Regions from separate parts of the Homo sapiens genome. Here region 2 is linked to region 1. Evidence: chromatin loops called from intact Hi-C (ENCODE). Cell type or tissue: Caco-2. All regions are shown on one strand. Each heading gives the region's core, and the rest is flanking DNA. Links, peaks and the distances in the headings are about the cores only. Region 1 holds the start of LOC107985792 (a long non-coding RNA gene). Region 2 has its middle 91 kb from the start of KLHL29.

Evidence for each region. Hi-C counts contacts between places; a loop is a spot of excess contacts. Peaks named below come from ENCODE experiments on the same cell type or tissue, not always from the same donor. Only the 100,000 strongest peaks of a DNase experiment are listed, where the experiment ranks them.
Region 2: a loop joins it to region 1, with 3 times the contacts of the local background. A loop is called at or near these places in 2 of 110 quality-filtered maps.

What each region holds. Positions count from the first base shown.
Region 1 is chr2:23,193,318-23,204,881 of GRCh38, forward strand. LOC107985792 (a long non-coding RNA gene) reads right to left here and starts at 5,612. Exons shown (of 9, transcript NR_171639.1): 1 at 5,492-5,612. LOC102723389 (a long non-coding RNA gene) reads right to left here. Exons shown (of 4, transcript XR_427009.3): 4 at 10,420-11,564. In Caco-2, for the core only: a CTCF peak has its summit at 6,219 (motif pointing right); no DNase peak of the experiment used is centred there.
Region 2 is chr2:23,288,521-23,300,084 of GRCh38, forward strand. No RefSeq gene overlaps it. Among named protein-coding and RNA genes, the nearest start is that of KLHL29, 91 kb to the right of the region's middle. RefSeq lists an enhancer at 8,953-9,453. In Caco-2, for the core only: a CTCF peak has its summit at 5,953 (motif pointing left); no DNase peak of the experiment used is centred there.

The sequences.
Region 1 (11,564 bases), core at 1,370-9,369:
AATAGAAAAGGACCTAGATACTTCTTCCACTTTACAAAACTATCCCCCTTCTTCCCCAGAGAATGGGCCTTGCCTTCATAGAAAGGGGCAAAAGGAGTGCCTTGGTCTCTGCTGTGCTGAAGAACTGGTTCAAATTACTGCTCAAAGTCAGAGAGAAAATAACTTGCTTTATTAAACCTTCCTAGCCAAAAATCAGCCTATTCAGATTAATATGCCTCTAGGTATTGCTTTCCAAATGTTAGGAGCAATGACCTGGAAAAATGAAAAGCTTTATTTAAGAATGTTGATGTCTGCATCTATATGGCTGGATCTTTAGCTGTCAGAAGAAAGAAACAACTATTGGTTGGAGTTAAATAATCTTTCACCGTCCAGATATGAAACGTGCTATTGCCTCAGTGAACGCTTCTAGAGAGTAGAGCTGTAAAGTATGAATGTCTGTTTAGGATGTAGAGTCACAAGGGGATGTTACTGCCATCCTAACATTGGAAGAAGCCAAATAGGCTATAAAATTATAGTTTTTAAGCTCATTAGAGAGCCAAGGATGTCAATAAACCTAAATGAGTTAAATTCCAGAAAGCAATGAGCCCTTTCTTGGAGAGTACAGACTTACAGCTGCTGTCGTCCCTAGTGGTGTGGTGAAAGAAGGAACACAAACCAAAGAATTTTATAAGCCTCCCATGGCCATGTGTGAGCTGGTAAAGACGAGAGGTCCATGGGATCCCTTTCAGAGAATAACTCGGTATCCAGCCCCCAAACATTTCCCACAGACCTAGAACAAGTGTATGGGAGTAGTGTATTAAAGATTGGGGCAGGCCAGAGACCTGAAAGATATCTCCCCTCCCAAGGCACATGAGGCCCTCTCTAAGTGCAACACACTGAGACGCATTGCAGGTGGGGAGGGGCAGGGAAAGAGAACTGCAAAAATCTCCCTGAGACACCATAGACTTGCATCCAGTGATCAGAACAGCCGACTAAAGCTGGGACCGAGTAGGCAGAGGAAACCCCTTTAAAACTGTGAAGCTCTTCACATAGTGTCCTGCAGTAGCCATCCAAAGGCCAGGAGTGGGGTAGCCTGATGGGAAGAGACTTCCCAAGGAATAGAAAGCCAGGGGTGGGACTGGAAAAAAAATACAAAATTTTTCAGTGACCCAAAAAGTTGGCGATAGGGTTGGAAAATGGAGTTTCTCATTGTTCAGAAACCTATAAGGCTTAAAGAGATCTCCAAATCTCACCTCCTCTCAGATTGCAAGCCCTGCTGGAGGGAGAGTCTTGATGATACCTTCAAAACATTTAAAGCTAGAAGGAAATTAAATCTGACCAAAGCTGCAACAAAGCCAAGGCTCAGCTCAACTCCATATGGGATTAACTCACCCTTCCGCAGTCCCAGCCTTGCAGGAAAAGGGGTGTGCTCTTTTTGGGGATAAAGTTTATTCTACACCTTCAGTCCTTTTATATGTATGTTTTTGCACACAGTAAAAAACTTAGGAGATACACAAAGAACCGAGAAAGTTTTACCATGGTCCAAGAAAAGAGCCATGAAATCAGATCCAGAGAAGGTCCAGTTGTTGGATTTATCATACAGGGAGTTTGGGGGAAAAAATGTATGATAAATACATTAAAGGATCCAAAAAATTGTGGACAATATGTGAAAAGATGGGGAATTTGTCTAGGGAGAGGGAAACTATAAAAGAGAACAAAATAGAAATGCTAAAAACAAATAAAAGAACTACAATCTCAGAAATAGATAGTTCATTTGACAGGGTTACAAACTAGATATAGTACAAAAGAGGATTTGTCAACTAGAAAACAGGAAATTATCCAAATTAAAATAGGTAGAGAGAAGACTGCAGAGAAAAAAAGAAACAGAGCATCTGAGATCTCTGAAATAATATCAGATGGTCTAACATATATGAAGTCAAAGTCCCAGGAAAAAAGATAGAATGAAGCAAAGGGAATATTTGAAAAGATGACAGCCAAGAATTCTACATCAACTGAAAGATTCAGAAAATCTCAATAAACGACAAGCAGGGGCAAAACAAACCAAACCATCATCTTGGCAACCAGTCAAACTGCTGAAAATCAAAGGAAAGACATAGATCCACGACATTCATACATGACAAAGAATGGCTGACTTCGTTAGAAACAGTGGAGTCCAGAAAACAATTTAATGAGATGTTTAATTAGACAAAAGCATTATAAGTCATGCTGGCCTTGAATTCTTTATCCAGCAAAATATCCTTGCAAAAATGAGGGTGGGATACAGACTTTTCCAGATAAACAAAATCTGAATTTTTTGCCAACAGATTTGCACTATAAGAAATATTAAAAGAAGTATTTCAGGCTGCAGGAAATGATACCAGATGGAAACTTGGATCTTTACAGAAGAATAAAGAAGATCATAAAAGCTTTAAAATGTGTGTAAATACTTTTCAGAGTTTTTTTCCTTTATTCTTTCTCTCTCATTTCTTTCTTTTTCTTTCTTCCCCTCTAAATCTATCCATAGACACACACACACACACACACACACTTTTAACAACCTACAGACCATATAAAGCAAAAATTTTAAAAATGTATTATGGAATTAATACCATATGTAGAAGTAAAAAACATAGAAGAACAAAGTGTAGGAAGGGTAAATGGAATTTTACTGTATAAATTTCTTACATTATTCATGAAATAATATTACAGGCTGAGTACCACTTATTTGAAATGTCTAGGACCAGAAATGTTTTGGATTTCAGATTTTTTTGGATTTGGGAATATTTGCATATAAATAATAAGATATCTTGGGGATGGGACCCAAGTCTAAACACAAAAGTTCATTTACATTTCATATACACCTTATGTACATACCCTGAAGGTGATTTTTATGCAATATTTTTAATAACCTTGTGCAGGAAACAAACTTTTGACTCATTTTGACTGAGACCTGTCAAATGAGAGCAGGTGTGTAATTTTCTATTTGTGGCATCAAGTCAGCACTCAAAAAATGTTGGATTTTGAAGCATTTCAGATTTCAGATTTTTGGATCAGGGGTGCTCAACATGTAGTCCATAATTTCCAGAAGAGTTGGGGTTGAGCCATCCATAATTTTTAACGGGCAAAAATGGCACCATGGGAGTGGGAGACTGTGGTAAGTTAAAGATGAATAGTGTCATCACTACAACAATCATTTTAAAAATAGTACAAATAGGTATAACAAAAAGATCAATAGTAAAGGTACAATGGAATACTAAAAATGCTTCATTCACGCAAAACAAGGAAGAATGAATAAAGGAGAAAAAGATAAAAAGATACAAAAGACAGAATGGAAAATACAAAATAATAACATGATGTTAGACTTAAAAGCAATCATATCAGTAAGTATGCATATTAACTAAATGTTCTTTTTAAGAAGCAGAAATTATCAGACTGAATGAAAAGCAAGAAAAGCCTTTATGTTGCTTTCAGTAAACATAATTTTAATATAAAGACACAGATAGATTGAAAGTAAAATATGGAAAACAATATACTATACAAACATTAAGTATAAGAAAAATAGTGTAGCTATATTAAAGTAGACTTCAAGACACAGAATTCTAGTAGAGATATAAAAGGACATTTTATTATTATAAAAGTTTCAGTCCATTAAAGATATATAAACATCTTAAATGTGTATGCACCTTAAAACAGAGCTTCAAAATATCTGAAGCAAAAAGTGGCTGTGCTAAAAAGATAAATAGACAAATCCACAAAGATAAATGGAGACTTTAAATTCTCTTCTCTCAATAGTTGATAGAACAAGTTGAAGAAAAAAAAAGGAGAGAGCAGATAGAAGATCTGCACAACTCAATCAACCAGCTTCATGGAACTGACATTTATAAAACAGACCAAAAACTGTAAAATATACATTTTTTTGCAAGTGCACAGAAAATGTCCCAAAAAACCATATGCTAGGCCATTAGAAAGTCTCAATAAATTTCAAAAGACCAATAACATAAAGAGTATATTCTCTGGTGACAACGGCATTAAATTAGATACTAATCTCAATAGCACACCAAGAAAATCACCCCAATATTTGGAAATTAAACATACTGCTAAATAGTCCAAAGATCAAAGAATAAATTACAAAAGAAAGCACAGAATATTTTCAGTGGAATGTTAACAATTTCAAATTGTGTAGGCTATACCTAAAGCAGTGCTAACAGGGAAATGTATAGCTTCAGAAGCCTATCTCAGGAAACAGGAAACACATTAGAGCAATCATCTAAACCACGACCTTAAGAGGCTAAGAAATGAAGAGTAAATTAAACCCAGAGTAGGTACAAGAAATAAGACAATAAATAGATGACAAATAAATGCAACGGAAAGAGACAACCAATAAAGACAATCAGCAAAGTCAGAGGTTGTTTTTTGGAAAAAGTTAATAATGTTGATAATCTCCTCAGTTTGAATGATCAAGAAGTAAAGGAGAAAGTAAACCACAAATTGCCAGTATCAGAAGTACAATAAGGAAGATCTTCAGAGATCCTATAGACAAATATAATAAAAGGAGCAACTTTATGCCTCCAAATTTGACTTAGATAAAAGAGAAACATTTGTTGAAAGCTCAACCTAAAATGTACACAAGAAGAATTTTAAAATATAAACAGCCCCGTATCTATGAAACAAATTGATTTGTCATCAAAACTATGAATTTTGTTAAACACTAAGGAGGAAGGAGTGCCAAACTTAACACAAACACTTCCAGAAAATAAAGAAGAAGGAACAAATCCCACCTTGCTTGATAAAGCCAGCATGACCCTGATATCAAAATCATTTGGTATCAGTTTTTAACCAGGCGTATTTTTCCAACTGCTTTACCTAAACTAACCCTATCTAATCCTCACAATAGCCCTAAACTGTAAATATTCATTATTATCCCTATTTTACAAATGAGAAAACAGAGGCACAGAGAGGTTAGAAACTTGCCCAAGGCCACACAGTTATTAAGCAGTGGGACCACGAGACTAATACAAGCCAACTGTTTCTCAAGTCTACTTCCTAAGCACCACACTATACTTCCTCCTTAATACTAAATTAGATCAAAACAGTGAGCGTGTGCAGCACAACGCTTGGGACAGCATGAACTTATTAAATAAACTGAACGTCCAGTGGGAAGCTAGAAATACAAAACTGAAGCTCAAACTGGACCAACACATCGCAGCCGAGGACCTGTAAGCATTCCACTTCAGTTCTTGAATATGAATTCATTTGACCCAGCGCATAGCTGTGTGCACACCCATGCACACTCATGTGTGCAAGAGTCCCAGTGAGGCAGTTTACAATTTGAAAGTGCAAGCCTACCACACTGGATAAGGAAACGGAAGACAACTGTCCTTATCTCTCTCTCCAGCCCTCCCTGATCCCTGCAGTCCTTGCCAATGCACTAAGAGACTTGTCACACGATAATGAAAAACTGAAATGTGATGGATTCAATTACAATTTATATTTTCACTTAACAATCAATTACCTTCCCCTTGTTGGTGGAACATCATTAAGCGATGATACCAGCTCTGGAGAGAAATCCTCTTGGGGAGGGGAGCAGCTAGCCCAGAGAGAGTTGAACAGGGTTTTGAGTCTCCCAGGAATCTGGGCAGAGGGAAGAGAGGCACGGAGCAGGAATAGTGGAAGGATTGACTTCCTGGGGCTGCCCAGGGGTGAGAAAAGAGGTGTTCTCTGCCTGTCTGTGCCAAGAAAGAAGGGGTTAGGGAATCCCCACCTTTCTCTGGACCCTCTTCGTCTACCTGTGGGGGCGTCCCTGGGATCTAAAATAAACAAGAAAGTTGAAGCTCCCCCTTGGATGTCACCCAGAGAAGCTGATCCTGAAGTTAAATATTTGCAAAGCGGGGGTGAGCAAGATAGACTTGCTGAGGACCCAGCAAGGGTGCACTAGGGCACAGGCAGCCTCCACTAAGATCCTTCAAGAGGTTGGGGGAGGCTCCATGTTTGCTTGCTCCCCAGGTGGGCTTTGTAGAACTTAAGAGGCTCTCTGGGGCTCGGCCTCTTGGAAACAGCAGCGATAAGCCCTGCACAGATGGAGCAGCCTCCAGACAGCAGCCGCCTGGGAGGATGAAAATTGAAATCCCAGCTTTCCTTCAGAAAGATGGAAAGAAGGGAGGGAATCCCAATGCAGAGTTCTCCATCTCTCTCACTTTCTCTCTCTCTCTCTTCTCCACAAGGGGGCGCACAGCCTGAAGCAGCTTCCCTTCTAACAACCCCCCAATTTTGCATTTTCAAGCATGCAAATCTGACTACGTCATTTATGCTTAAAACCTCTCATTGCTATAAAATAAAGCCTAAATTATTTAGCATGGCATTTGAAGGGGATCAGAATATGCCACCCTGAAATATGTCCCTTTGGCATGTGGATTATTTTGAGCTGAAGGCAATTGAGAATCAACAGATGGAGGAAGAGTTCTCTGACCCCCGAATCTGTCTAAAAGCAGGGACAAATTTCCCTTTGTGAAGGTGACTCTCACCCTGCACTAGGAAGGGAGGGCAGAGTGACTCTTATCACCAGAGATGGGAGTCAATACCAAGATGAGTTGGCATAACAGACCTTACTAAAATAACCATTGTCTTCCACTAGTTCCCCAATATATTTCCTAGTCACTTCCCCATAATTTATCATCCCTTCAAAGCCCGAATTCTCTTTCCTTTGTTAAAATGGTATATAAACCCCTAAGTCTAACTGCCTCTTTGAGTTTCGCTGATTTTTTTCTGTGGACTCATGTTCACATAAATATTAATAAAAATTTTGTGCCTTTTCTCCTGTTATCTGTCTTTTGTCAGGCATGTAGGTTCAGTAACTGAACCTAAGAGGGTAGAAGAAAAGTTTTTCCTCCCTGACACATTCAAAGTCTTCTCAATCTTGCTTCTGTCTCACACACCTTCCAGGCCTCCTAAACTTGACCCCATTCTTTAACCACTAAGTGCCTCCTGGAATTTACAAACATTTTTTGCATTTTCACATCTTCTCCACTTGACCGCACTCTATTAAGCTTTTGAAGTTCCTTTGAATATTTCCCTCTCCTGAAGCCTTCCTTCAATGTCCCCAGGAGATTGATGCCTGCTTTACCTTGTTCTGAAGGCACTTTTATAATCCCACACCATTATAATAATTATGGCATAATGAATGTTCGTTCCTTTATTTATATCCTCTCTTCACAATGTTCACATTCTTTGTTTCATTAATTCCAAGTTGAAAAGCACACAGTAAAGAGAGAAAGCCTGAGAGCAGTAAGTTCTACTTCTATCCAGCTGTTTGCTCAGACAAATTGCTTAACAATTCAGCACCTCAGTTTCATCATCTGTAAAATGGGATTGCTATAACCTATCTCTTCAGTTGTAGCTACATGAAATGAGTTGCTGCATGAAAACCCCTTGGCTCAAATCCTGACTCACAGTAAGTGTTCAATAAATGCTGGTTATTAGCTATTTGATTTTTTGTTTACTTGGAATTTCATGAGCGTGTCCATTAAATCTTAATGATCTTTGTACCCAACGTCAAAAAGGCTATCACAGAGCTTGGTGTTTCATAAGCTCTCGAAAGAAAAACAAGATGTGTACCGAATGAATGAGCAGTCACTATGTACAGATATTGTGAAAACAGTCACTGCTGGTATTCAGAACTGCAAATACATAGTTTTGTGTAATATTTCAACTGCTGATCCTGTCAAATGTGCTTACGTGGAAGTATTGTGAAACATTTTAAGGGCTGATACTGTCAAATGCATTGAGGAACCACTGTGAATGTTGACATTGTCAAATGGGGTGTCAAACATGGTTATATGAAAACAATGTAACAGCAGCGTATGTGACATATAGATTTATATTAAAGATATTGTACCAAAGAGCAAGGTTAAAGCATAGCACAGTCCCAGTAAAATTCAAAGTCCTACCTTTCAGCTCATTGTGTTAAAACTACAATGGATCCAGAAATTAGGCACATATTAATTATTTTCAAAACATTATGTTGTTCTTGTGGTTGGGGGGGGAGGCACGTAAAATTTAGAATTAAGGGCTCCTAACTTAAGATTGCCCTAGGAGGAGTGGCAAAGGTGTCCCTCTTGCCCCACAGTGAGGCTTCTGCACACCTTTTAGTCTAACTTCATGGAGCTGGGGACTGCTGTGTGAGCAATGAGGTAGGGTGGTCTAGGTGTTCAGATGGCAATCTGGGTCTCTGGTCATAAAGGCTGGAGTCTGCCATTACTCAGGCAAGCCCCAGTAAGGGTCAGCAATGAGATGCTCTCTGTCCCTTTGCATAGGGGTTCTGATCTGGCAGTGACAGTGGGGATCCTCTAGGATGGCCTGGATGACATAACCCAACCCATGCCTCACCCAGAGCTCCACTGTGATGACATCCTAATTTCCAAGACCCTGGAATTGGCTTTCACACGTTATATTATTTTCTCTTTCTCAAAGGTAGCCATTGTTTTCCAGCTCAAAATCAAAATAAACACAAAAGACAAAAAAAAATCCTTTCCTTTACATTGCATTAACTTGTCTATTGTATCCAGGAGAGAAAAATTATGGTTCTTTTTTACATCTACTGGTCACATCATATCTGAAATCAAGTGTTCAGGTTAGGAAAGGGAATCATAGAATTACCTAAAATTTTTGGCATCAAGAATCACAAAATGTTTTTCTCCTCTGTTTATATCCTCTGTTTACAATGTTCACATTCTCTGTTTCATTAATTCCAAGCCTGGGAATTAACCCGTAGAAAATTATCCCTGATGTGGCAAAGATTCCAGAGATTTTCATCAGAGCATCATTTAAAATAGGAAAAACGTTATATAAGCTGGACATAATAAATATGTAATAATGATAGATTAGGTAAATTGAGAACAAATGGTGTAATGTGATATGGTGTGCGTCTATTGAAATGGAGTTTGAAAAAAGGTCTTGATATCAGAAAATATTTATAACATCAGAGAAAAACAGCAACACAAATTTTACACAAAATGAGTATGTTCGTGTATTTGTATCAGTGATATAAAACAATACAATGGTCCTACCTGGGTACTGTCATTATGTAAGATTTTTTAGGGTCTCTTCCATGTGTTTTCTATATTTTCTAAGTTTTCTACAACATTTCTTCTTGATGCTAATATGCATCCTTGCAGACTATTTGTGCATTTAATGCAGTGTTTCTTTTTTTTCTCCCTCTCACCCCAATTACTGTTAAATTGATGGTGTGTCTTAAGTCAATTGTATTTGTTTGCTAGGGCAACTGACATAATGAAGTACAACAAACTGGGTGGCTTAGACAACAGAAGTTAGAAGCCGGAGGTTGAAGATCAAGATGTGGGCAGGGCTGTTTTCTCCTGAGGCCTCTCTCCTTGCTTGTCCTCACAAGTCCTTTCCTCTGTGCATGCACATCCCTGGGGTCCCCTCGTCTTATAAAGACACCAGTCCTATTGGATCAGGGCCCCACCCTGATGACCTTGCCTCACCTTAATTACCTCTTTAAAGTCCTGTCTCCAAATACTGTCATGTTAGGGGTTAGGGTTTCAATGTATGAATTGGGGGGAAACACAATTCTGTCCGTAATATCAATGGGGTCTTAGAATCAAGAAAATGCAGCATAACTTTCACAATCCATGAAAAGAATGAGCATTTATTGAAGGAAACAAGAGCCATCACCACGCCTCCTCCTATGGCTGGGATGCTATGGCAGTCAGCTGACCCATCGCTGACCATTGCAGAGTCCAGGACAAACCATCAGGTGAGAGGTTAGACCTGGAATCCCTCTTCATCAACACGCCTCCCCCAATTCCCCAGTTCAAAAATGGCTCCACCATATTCTTCTCTATCGTTTCAACAATAACGTGATCCCCCTTCTGTATGCCCACTCTGACAACTCTCACACGACACTCAGGGCCGATATTTTGACCCAGACCATAATGAGTCTTATATTATAATTTAACCCTTACGGAATAAATCTTTTATCTCCAACCACAGAGTGAAATTCTCCTAGCTCACTCCTATTCCTCCTCAACCAGCTGCTATTTTGGAAAACATTCTTTAATTATTCCCCATCCTGAAGCAAGTCTAAGATAGGTGCTCCCTTCTGAGCTCTCAGGGCCACTGTCAGTTTTGCTTCACCCATTTATTGGTCTATCAACCTTACACATATGCATGTGCACTCACACACAAACACACACACACACAAACACACACACACAAACACAATATACACACAAACACACACAGACACAAACACACACACACAAACACACACACACAAACACAACATACACACAAACACAGACAAACACACACACACAAACACACACATACACACAAACACAACATACACACAAACACACACACACAAACACACACACAAACACACACACAAACACAACATACAAACACAAACACACACACACAAACACAACATACACACAAACACAAACACACAAACACACACACACACACACGGTGTGAGCTCCTCAGTGCTAGAAATTCTGTCTTAGCCAACTGTCCACATTCATGGCCCAATACAGTCACGTATTAGCTATGTGTCCTTGGGCAAATTACTTAATACTTAACCTCTATGCCTCAGTTTCCTTCTCTGTAAATAGGGATGATGCCATTATCTACCTCGTAGGATTGCTGTGAAAGCTAAACGAGATGGTGAAATTGAGAAAGTGCTGGCTCAGAGTCAGTGCTCAAATGTGACTGATGATGATTATGACGACAATGGTGCCATACTCTGAGCATGTCAAGAGGAGGGAAGGAAGCTTCATCTGAGCAAGGGGAAAGTAGTCTCCACCTTTTCCCTCTTCTGTGAGACCTACCACAGATCTGTGTACTGGAGTCATTTCTCAAACCAGGACTTAAAGTAAATGAATGATTTGGGCTTCATCTTACCTGGGGACCTTGGGTTTTGTAATGACAAACAGCAGGTGGGCTCTTAAGAGTTTAACCATCATTGATTGTGGCTGGGAAGAAGAGATGGATAAATGTCCTGTATTCAATATGGAAAGTCAACACTGTTCAACCCCAAATACTTGAACCTAAATAGTTCCTTCACAGCTCCTTGTCCTGATCAATGAGTGGCCTGCAAATATCCCAGCATTTCCTTCTTCTGTGCAGTGCACTCTGCCTGTGACAGGCCATCATGGGGCACCCCATCCACACCTCCAGGAATATCCCTGTCCCACTGTGAACGCCGTAAGTCGGGACCACGGCAGAAAAGCGCTACAAGGGTCAACGAAAGCCACCTAATCTGACTCTGAAACATCACCTCTGAGAATGTATCTTCATAACATTATTGAAAAGGAGGAAGCTCCATGTGTATGAAGATATTCACCACACTAGCATCTATAATTTTGAAGATACTAATAACCATACAAGAAAAGTTCAGTGTGCCCTAGCATTTACAATAGAATATTCTACCATTATGAAGAGAAGTAACTGGAAGTCTGCACTTACAGCTAAAGGAGAGACCAAAATTGTGTCTGCACTATGATTACAGTCATGTGAAAATATGTATTCTGTGGCCAAAACACAAAGTATGCCAAGTATCCAGT
Region 2 (11,564 bases), core at 2,302-10,301, 96 kb after region 1:
TAAATTATTTCATAAACATCCTTTGCATTTTACAGTGCAATGAATGATGGTTGATCTCAATATAACACTCCTTCCCATACAAAATTATATGGCTTTTGAGGCAGAGTTATCTCTGGCTTGGTCACAAATATTTTAAGAATCATCTTTGCCCTGTAGATTTTCTTTAACCCACCCATGTAAAGATGGTCCCTCCCTCCTTGTAGCTCCACAGCACTTTATATTTTTGTGTTAATTTTGGATACTGAAAGGCACAAACCATGCTTATGAGCACATGCATTCCTACACTTATGACAAATATCAATTCTCAATGAGAACTCTAAGGACAGCAGAAAACCATAGGATTAGGAAGGACATCCAATGCTTCTTGGCCTCAGAGAAGCCCCCACCCAAAACAGGTCATCAGACATGTTTCCTAAACTGTAACATGAAGAAATTAACAGGTGTGATACGTTAATAGGTGTTCAGATATTAACAGGTATTCTGCCATAGAAAGATTCAGTGGTCAGCTAAGTCTAGAAAATGGTAGATTACACAAGCCAAATAGGTTGGGGGTTTCTTGTTTGTTTGTTTGTACTGTTGGTCTTCAATATGCCTTTAATATGCTAATACACACTGTGCATTCCATGGAGTACACATCGTTTTCTGCACCCTTCTTTGATAGGGGCTACCACTCTTCTGTGGGAAATATGTCTATAGAAGACAGTTATCTCTGGCTTGGTCACAAATATTTTAAGAATCATCTTGGCCCTGTAGATTTTCTTTGACCCACCCATGTAAAGACGGTCTCTCCCTCCTTGTACCTCCACAGTACTTTGAATGCAACACTCTGAATCCCAAATACTTTCTATTGTACAAATTCCTTATATATTCATATATCCAAATTTAAATATGTGGATATACACAGATCTGTCTCCCCCATTAGACTGTGATATCCTTCAAGGTACAAATTCTGCAACATTCATCCCAGGTGTCCTCAGTGCCTGGTACATGGTCATCATCCATTAATCCTAGTAGAATCTATGAATGAGCAAATGAATGAATGCCACTATGAAAACATAACCTACTTTACTGAAGTTCCAGGTGTATCAGGTTCTCTGTTTGGATAACCTCATCTGGTATATGGTTAATAGTAACCAATTCATTTTGCCACATTGTCCTCTGTGACTCCATGTCCAAGTTGGATTACACTTAGATGCCCTGAAATAGTCTAAGCCAGGTTCTGCACAAGCAAGTAGCCTCCCTTCTGGTAGTACTCAAGGCCCTCCATTACCTGGAACCAGCCTACAGTCATGTTCCAGCTTCCCACTGCTTCCTCTCACACACTCTCCACCTCAGCCAAGCAGCACAATTCCACCTTCTCCAAATCTGGCTGACATTTCCCTGCCCCTGAACGTTCCTGCCCTGTCCTCTTCAGCCTCAATCTTTTGACAAACATTCACCCAAAATCTAGTCATTGCACAATGCACTGGGGTTACTAAGATGACTGTTCTCAAGGAGGACACAGTAAATAGAACCTCACCATACAGCATGGAATGTGCTACGACAGAGCTAAGTACCAGGTATGAGGCTCGCACAGCAAGGCTACTGGGTAAGACTTTCTGGAGCAGTAGCTATTTAAGCTGACCATTCATTGAGCCACATTTTACTAGTGAGTGCAGTTGCTGGGCCTTAAAGGCAAGAATCTAGACTTCACCATCTCTCTTCCACTTCTCAGTTCCATGGAATAAACATACAGGGCCTAGCAATTAGGATATCAGGCATCCTTATCCATGCATCTAATGAATTATACATAAGATTTCTCTGCAAATAATGGTTATGTGAGATTAGAGAGGAAGGAAGTAGGAAGCAGCTTACCAGGGCAGCCCAACACAATGCTGATAGTGGCATCTTAAACTGTTGCTAAGCAAGATGAAGGTCATGGCTTTGCCAGTGCCCACCCATGAGGACACCTGGTTGTTGTTCTAGTGGAAGAATGAGACCATTGCAAACCTTGATTTTTTAGTCAGCAAACCATTTAAGAATCATTTGAGAAAAGAACATGAGTCTTGGGTTTTTGCCTTCTGGTAAGATCAGGAAAGCACCAGTTCCAGAGCTTATAAATTGGTATGAGGGTCTGGGAAGAAAACCCCAGATCAATAGGGCAGTGATGTGGGAAGAGACGATGATTATCACTGCTCTTGATGTCATGGAGGGAGGCGCTGCATACAGACCCACAGACACCAGCAACTCAGAGTCAGAGAGTATTCAGAAGAGCCTGTTGTGTGAAAACAGCTTAGGAATATTGCAGCCAACTTATGTTGCTTATATGTTTATTTTAGTGTGTGCACAGTATCTAAATAAACTTAAAGAGCTTTTTCAATAAATCTAAAATTATAATTCTAAGTTATAAAGCATTGTGGTCATAGTCTAATTGACAGTACTTTTTTATTCTTAGAGGTACATAAAATAACGGTGCCTCTTAAAATCAATAGTTTCTTAGATACTATGAAATACGGCGGCTACTCTATGGTGGCTATTTGTTTACCGAGTTAACCCACTGAATCCTGACTGTAATTAAGTTTTCTCTTTATGTATCGCTTCAGTTGAGTTGAAAGCTTCTCCAGTCCATTAGCTATCCACCTGAGCTCTGGAAAATATGTCAGTGTTCTTTGTGTTCTCTGGAAGAGAACGGCAAAATGTGAAAAAAAAAAAAAAAAACCCTTTAATATTTAATACTGGCCTGTTATCCTCATTTCAGGTTTTAGGAATTAGATGAGAATGACTTCATTGCACTGCAGGCAACTGTATTGATGGAATGGGCTTCACTCTGTGCAACAGATGTGCTCCTGGAGAAGATGTGTTTAATTTAGATTTTTTTGTGTTCCCACAGAAAAAACAGTTTGCTTAAGACATCACTCCCTCACACACTTGCACACACACGGTGTTGCTTGAACATGCTACAAACAGATTACACAAGAGTTAGGAGGCAAGCCCAGGTCTGCATGCCAGGTTTCCTCACCCTGGACCCCACAGCCAGTCTTTGGAAGGCAATTATCTCTTTAGATTTACAAACCCAGAAAAATTGAGACCTCTTTCCACATTACCTCTTGAACATGAGGCAACACGGTGTTACTAACAAGTATGTAATTCATGGATCTACAAGCCTTTGCTATGGGCTTTTGTGTCAAGAAATAGGAAAGTAAAAACCAGATACTCGACCTCGAGGAAGGATTGCAATTGATGGGATTTTAAAAATGAGAAAACAGTCCAGGTCCAAGGAAATGGTGTTCAGTCACAGTATCCTAAGAGTGTTCACTGGCAGGATTTTCTCCTCCTGTCATTCTGAGAATCTTAATGGGTTTGAATTGATTCACTGAGCCATGCCATTGAAAGGGAAGAGAAATGTCAAGACCCCATGTTTCCAGTCATGCATTTGGGGCCAGACCAAAATGCACTTCAGAACTTCTAGGTTTAAATGTTTCCACCACCACAAATAAATCATTTGACAAGTCTTTCCACGCACCTATAGTGTTCCCCGCCTTGCCCTAAGGTCCCTCTATATGGAGCACAGAAGGTGAGGCCAACCTGGTCCTCCCTTTCAGGAGATGACCACTGAGATGTGGGGGTCAGCCTCACGCCTAAGGATAAGGGAGCTATCTAAGCAGCTTCACTACTCCAAGGGACCTGGGACTAATGCATGTGGTGAGGGTGGCAGGGAGAGAACATCCAGCACCCCCTGCAGGAGCCAAGAAGACCTCCTGCAGTAGCTTGCATGGGTCTCTGGGAGGTTGCAGGAGACTCCACCCTGGGAACTTTCTGTTGCCTGGCAATTGCCACCTGGGTGCTCTCTCTCTCCTCGCTAAACAACCTTCACACCAATCTGGAGGCCTTGGGTGGTTGCTGGTCTCTCTGTTCAAACCAAGTGAGAACTGGTTTGAATCAGGGAATCCAAGAAGTGGGTAGAAAAGGGCATTGCTATATAGGATAAGGTACGGCATTGCTATATAGGATAAGGTATTGCATTGCTGATAACTCAAAACAACTCTATGGGAAACACAAGATGGCTTCATTACCTATGCTGGCATCGAGGCAATAGCCATCAGTTAAAGGACGAACCTCAGGGCGAAGCCGGATGAGGACCCCTTCTTGAATAGCCCTACGTGTGACTCTAAGAGCTTCTCTTCTTTCCTCTTATGCAGGTTTTTATCTAAATAGCTACACGTATCTCATTGCAGTGAGGAAGACAGGACCTGGCACAAGATCCTGTCCTACTAGTGATTTAGTGGAGTAAGGAGCACAGGTAGGAGGTTCCCGGGGACTGAAAATCAGTGAGGCACTCACCTGAGGATTGGAGACCATGGGCTCAGATTCTCCCCAGTTAAAAAGGATGTACTTTCCCACCTGCCCCAGAACAGGAGCTGAGTCTGCACTGCTCAGGTATGTCGCTCACCTCCTCTTCCCAAAATGAGGGGACAGGGACAGGGGAAGGAACAGAACACCAAGAACAGAGCCATCTAGCCCAAGCTGCTCCTCTACCTTTCTGGACACAACTCTGTGGGCTCCCTAAGTCCACGGCCACATGTTCTCACCCTGATGAACCCCAGAGAGGTGCACTATTCAGCTTTCAACGTGGCCTAATCCCAGCTGAGGGCTCAGCTCTGGGCTCTCCCTGAACCACACAGATCTCCAAGTCAGAGATACCGCATGTCAGTGCTGGCAGTTGAAACAGTAGGGACCATCACATTTTTGATTTATAGGCTGCCCAGGGAATGTCCCAAAGCCGGAAGGCCAAGTTTCATAATCGGCTCCTTAGTCTGAGGCCAAACCATCAGGCCACAACACTTCCTGCTAACATGTTGGACTTTTCCAACATATAATTACTTATTCATGAATTATTTGGACCTAAATACTGTACAGGCTTTTTCACTTCCTTACCTCCCCTAATAATCTGTCGTTGGAATTATACATTCGATTCCCAATTATAAGCTAAGACTTACCTCTGGGGCCCTGATATTGTCTTAGCAAATGCAGAGTTAAACCCAAAACAAAGCCAATAAAGGAGGCATCTAAAATTACATGGCACCACCATGTAATTTGAGTCTTATTTAAAACAACTATTCATTTTAATGACTGTTCAAGTTTATTTTCATAAAAATGTGTTTTACGTAAGCCCCAAAGTTTCATATACAATTAATTCCCTTCACAAAGAAAGTACGTTTCAAACCCAGAATGGTCATGCTGGTCTCCATGACCGTGGAGCTTGTTTCTTTCAAGTTGTAGTTGCCTTTTTTCCACTGTAATTAAGCTTGGGGGAAAAAATCATAATGCTAACCAAATAAATCCCACCCTTCGTACAATTATGTATGGTATGCGGTGAGCAAAAAAAATGATCTAGGCTTTGTTCGTCTTAAAATACACTTGGCAGCCACTTCACTTAATAAGCTCCTTTCTCCTTCTGAGAACAAGGGAGTCATAAAGTCCAAGCAATAATGGAGGAGGGCTGGCAGCTCCGGAGGGAAGTGACAACATCCCACGGCAGCGACCTGCACACAGGGTTCTGAGCAATGCTCTGACCTGGCTTCTCCACAATCATGAGTTCATCTTGTCTCTAAGTGTATCTCTCTGGGACTTGTTTTTATTGTAGTTTCCCCCTTTGGGGAATCTAATTTTTACATAACGATGCAAGGTCAAACAGAGAGGGCTCACAAACCCTCATTCTCCTACAGAACCTCACAGGTTTCACTGAACACCAGCCGGCCTGATCAGGTCTCCCCATTTCCATCCCCACCACCCAGGACCTGGCACGAGATCCTATTCTGCTGAAGCCCCACAGCCATCTCTCAGTGGGGCCTGCACTCCACACCCCAGGAATTTCTCTGCCCCAGTCATGACTAAGCTGGCCCCTTGTTGCTTCCCCTCATGCTCTAGAAGGGGCCCACTCCCAGGTGCCGCCCACTTGCTGCACCCTGGTGGCCACTGTTGACATTCAGAACATCTAACCTGGACTCCTCAAAGCTGCCCTACATCATACTGTCTCCATGTTTTGCTTCCTCCAACCCAAACAGCACTGTGATCGGAGAGGTCTAGGGTTCTAAAATGCCCATCTGAGCACTTCACACTTCCAGCTTAGCAACTGTTATCACCATTGGTGACCAAAGTGTAGACAGATCATTACATTAACTTTCAACAGCCAGGATCCCACCTTTTTTTCAAAGTTGATTTTTCTGACATCTTCCTGCTTATGTAGTATATAAGATAAACTGGACAACCTGCTGATCCCTGCAAATACCCTTTGATTTTTCTCCCTCCAGGCCTTTGCTGATGCTGTTCTTTCTACTTGGAAGGCCAAGTCAGTATCTGTTGGTTTGTATGCTATTTGCCATTCAAGGCTTGGCTCAAATACCACTTCCTCCCCTTAACGAGAAGTTTTTTCTTCCCCATATGAACCCTATAAAATTCTAACATAGCTCACTTAGAGCTCTTACCTTGTTTCAACACCAAGCAACAAACATGCCCATCCCTGCCCCCTAAATTTCTGCTATTTGTGAGTATGCCCTACCCAGCGTACTAATCTGAATGCTCCTTGAGGCCAGAAGCCACATCCTATTAATCTTTGCATTTCTCCTGCCTAGTAAAGTGGCTTGCATTTAATAGGCATTAAATATATATTTGTTGACAGAATAACTGAATGAAAGACTTCTCTGGAGTTTTATTTTATACAGAAGAAGGTTAGAGAGGGAGGAAGAGGTGTGATGTTGCTTAATTTGTTCTGGATTATGATGGGCACTTTTTCCCATCAAGGTAGGTAGCAATCCTTGAAGTCTCAAATTAAATGTCACTTGTACATAGAGAAGAAGCCTTCCATTACTCCTATACTAGGTTAGGTTCCTCTCCTGTGCACTGTCACTCACACACACACACCCCCACACACCTGTTGTGAGTGGTGTTCCAGGTGGAGGGGTTGGAGGAGACACTTCTCCACTCCTGGTGTTTTCCATCAGATGAAGCCTGCTTCCACTAGCACCATACACCTGGCCTCTCTCTCCACCCTTCACTCATTTATACTGAATTTATATCAATTAGTGGCCCTGGAAGGGAGATTTGGGTCTCAGTAACCTAGACCTCCTCCTCCTCCCTCATCTTAGAAGCAAGTTCTTCTAGGAAGCCCATCCTATGCACAGCTGCTGCGCTATACTGTAGGATTTACCCAGATGCAGGCTCTCCGGCTGCAAGTGGGAGCCTTGCCTGGCCCAGGCTGCCTGGGACTGCTGGGCCAACTCTGAGATTCAGCATCAGGCAGCCCACGTGCCTGAAGATACAAGCTCCATTCTCCAATGGCAGCTTCCTAGTTAATTTGAGTGCTATTTTGATTTCCCATCTGCCTTACTTTTTTATCTTTTTTCAGTTGGCTCAGGTCTTGGGTGAAAAAAAGGAGAGTTCATCATTGGACCTTCTCCAGACCTGCCTCTGTCTCCTAATAACTATGTGTTTAATCACCAGTGTCCCACTCGAGACCCTCCACTCCAGGAGGACTGGTGCATCTCTCTTTTTCATTGTGTTTCCCGTGCCAAGCAATGACTGGTGTGTCGGATGCTAAACCCCAGTAAATGTTAAAGAGGTAGCTAAATGCTATTGAGAAAAAATTAGAAGAAAGAAATGAAAAGGAAAGAAAAAAGGAGAGAAGAAAAAAGGAAAGGGAAGGCATCTTATAAGAAAGAGACAGGAGAGGAAGACAAGGAAAAAGAAAACTAGGTAATAAGGAAAGAAGACGATAAGAACTTCCTTGAGAGGAAGTCAAAAAGGAAAAAAAACAAAAGGGTAACCAAGTAAGGGGTAAAAGAAAGTGCCAGAACAGACCCTGCAGCCAGGCTAGAGAGCCCAGCGAGAATGAGAGCAAGACTATGGCTAGCCTCTCACCCTTCATCCTTCCCTCCCTCAAAGGGCTTCCTTCCCATCCCGACTCTCACCTTCGCTCTCCAGTAGATTCACCTGAACAATTAGCTTTCGCCTCCTCCTCTCTGTTCGCAGTGCTGCTGGGAGGTAGGACTGGGATGAATGCAGAGGGAAGCGATTTGGGAGGAGGAAGCCTCACTGAGAGAAGGGTTAATAGTGTTTGGAAGCTACATCCAGAAACTCTTATCTCCTGTATGAGCCCAGGGATCACCCCGGGACCCCAGCCCTGCAAAGGTCAGGAAGCTTAGAGAACAAGCTCCTCTAATAAAGCAAAAGCCGTCAGCTCCTCCCACAACACCTTCCCCAAGGCCCAGCCTACCCTCTTCCCCCAGGCCCCCTTTCCTGTTCAATTCTCATTATCCTTCTGCTAATCGAATAGAGCTGGGCACTTGATCAAAACTATTGGTTCTGTAACTCACCCAGATGCATCATAAGCCGAGACGTTTATGGCTGTCCTGGGATATATATCTCTGTGATCTAGCTCCTCCGCGAGCTCTTTGGCTGCCCCCGGAGTCGGGACAAATCTTATTTCAAAGTATGTTTAGAAGAAGGAAGCTGAGGCCTGGGTAGGTCTTCTTCTGACACTCCGCCTCCCTGTTCACAATGGCCAAAGGAAAGGGCCACAAGCACTTCCCAGGAAATAAACAGATGAATTAACGTTAATTATTTTGTATGCGTTTGATCTGTAGGTGAACTAGTATCATCAGGCAGCACTCACTCGTGAATATTCCCTGGGACTCCAGCATGGTGGGGATTTTAAAAAGAAATGTAGCTCTATCAATAAGAAACATGTCATCCTGTTTATGCCCAAGTTGCATCACCCACAAAACAGCCTTTCAATATTCTCAGCTGCAAGGTACGTTCACAATGATGATTAACATTGTTACTGTTATTAAAACCTTCAGTTTTCCTCCCTGGGCTTCAGATGACAGGAATAACATACTGTATTCATCTACTGGGGCTGCTATAACAAAGTAGCACAGACTGGGTGGCTTAAACAATGGATATTTATTTTCTCACAGTCCTTCAGGCTCTAAGTCCAAGATCAAGGTGTCAGCAAGATTAGTTTCTCCTGAGGCCTCTCTCCTTGGCTCATAGATGGCTGTATCCTCTCTGTGTCTACACATGGTCTTCTCTCTGTGTGTGTTTGCATCCTAATCCCCTCTGCTTATAAGGACACCAGTCATATTGGCCTCATTTACCTTAATCACCTCTTTAAAGGCCCTATCTCCAATTCCAGTCACATTTGAGATACAGGGAGCTGGGGCTTCAGTGTAGGAATTTTGTAGGGGCCACAATTCAGCCCAGACCACCCTCTGTCCCAAATTCTTTCCTGAAGTTAGAGCTGAGTCACTGGGGGACGGAGAGGGGGAAACATAAAGGCCTGGCTTCCAATCTCTGCCAAAAACATGAATATTGTTCACAGATATCAGAAGCACAGCCACCACCAGGCACCCCCAGCTGCACAGCCTCAGCCCGTGAGGGCAACGGAGTAGGAACCAACCGCCCACCTGATGATGAGGCCGCCCAGTTCTGAGGCAGTGAGCAGCAACAAATGGCTCCCACCAGAGGTGCCAGCTCAGCAGCGCAGAGAGTGTCAGGCAGCATGTAGAATCTTCATCCCTCCATAAAGGGAAAGTAAGCCCTGGGGAGAGGCTGCAGAGCCTCTGCTAGCTGGTTAACTTCCTGAGTCTCGGTCTCCTGTCTGTCAGTGGAGGAGATCACTAGAGCTACTTATTCCACCGTATGAAGATTAGACCAGAACATCTCTACTCCAGCACAGTGCAACATGGCACATAGCATGTGCTTGAAACACACTGGCCAGAGCAGCGGTGGTGGCAGTGGTGGTGGCAGCAGTGGGCATCAGGGTCGGATTTTTGTCATCCTCAGAGCCTGCTCTAGCTTTCCCATTTCCGCAAGCTGGCCCAGACCTTCCTGCCCATGCCATGCAGATGCCTCCCTCCTCTTCTCTGCTCAAGGACCAGCTCCCCACTTTCTCCCAGATGGCTTTCCAAAACACACTAGCACACGGAATCTCTGTCTCTGAGCTCCAACAGCTCAGGCCGGCAGTGTGTTCATCTGGCCTGAGCCCAGTCTTGAATCACTGACTTTCATGTGTACTCTTCTAAGCTTCCCATGGAACCTTCAGGGCATGGAGACTCCACATCGTCACCCCTTTGCATTCTTCTGGGTTTGTCCTTACAATGCTGACATTTGTACCCCTCTGTGTCTTTGCCCACATGATGCCCTGATGCCCTCCCTAGGCGTGGCTAATGTCCTCCCTGACACGCAGAAAATAAAGGGAGCTATCTGCCTCAGCACCCAGAGCAACCCACGTGACCCTCATATCCCTTTGTCATCATGGCTGCCATTGGCTGAATGCCTACTCTATGCCAACCGCTGAGCCAGAGGCTTTACACACATTCGCTCCCATGCTCACACTATGAGATTAGTATAATGGCACCATTCTGCAAGTGATGAAACCAAGGCTGCAGGTAAAGTGACTTGCTATAGGTCACATGATCATAAGAAAAAGAAGTTGTCATTTTCTAAGTCTGTCTCCAAAGACAGCTATTTTTCTATCACACCAATGGTCTCAAGTAAGAAAAATGGACACTTAAATCATGTGGGCAGCAGAGCGTGGGGGGTCACATGTTGGAATACTACATAACCATGACAAAGAATCAACCACTGCTACATGCAACAACATGTAATATAAGCAAAGGAAGCCAGACATGGATCGTAAATATATGATTGTGTGCAGATGAAGTTCAAGGGCAGGCGAAGCTAATCCACACTGATGGAAGTTAGAATAGTGGTTACTTCTGGATGAGTGAGTGAGAGGCACCGACTTGGAAGGACCGTGAAGGAGCCTTTTGGGGCACTGGAAATGTTCCTTTTATAGCCGGATGGTATTCATACAAACGCATATGTATGTAAAATTCATGTATGTACATTATCCCTCAATAAAAAAAATGTTTAAAACATCCTCAGGGAGGACATATGTAGTCTTTTAAATATATTCAATATTATAATTTCATATTTGGAAACCAAAAAATAAATCACTCTATTGCTTTTGAAACACAAACTTTAAAAGAATTTTCAAGATGTATACGTTTCTCCAAAGGAGACATATGTTTAAAAGACTGAGACACGCTGCACTGCATGGATCACATTCTGTCTCCATTCTTTGTGTATTTCTGGCTCCCCTGTCAGACTCAGGGCACCTTTGAGGAAACACCATCCTGGAATGGCCACAGCATAGGATCTGCACAGCTCACAGGAAGGGTCTAGTAAGGGATTGTCAAATGGGTCATCTCTGCCCTCCAGAACTCATAACATGTGGACAAGTCCAAGAATTCAGGACTGAGGCTGCTTCTCCCAATCCTGTCTATCATTCAGCCACATTTTACAACTCAGACAAAGAGAAGAATACCACTGCTGTGGAAAGCCTTGCTCCGAAACAAGGGGTGGTTGCTCAGTGGGCCTGGCAGGGCGCTGAGCTGCTGAGAGTCTGTCTCCACCCCAGTAATCATATAAAATTTCCCCCGCCAGTGCCTCTGCCCCCTGTGGGCAGTTTGCTCTGCATGCTGAATCCGGGCACAGAGAACCTGCTGGAAGTTGCTCTTGCA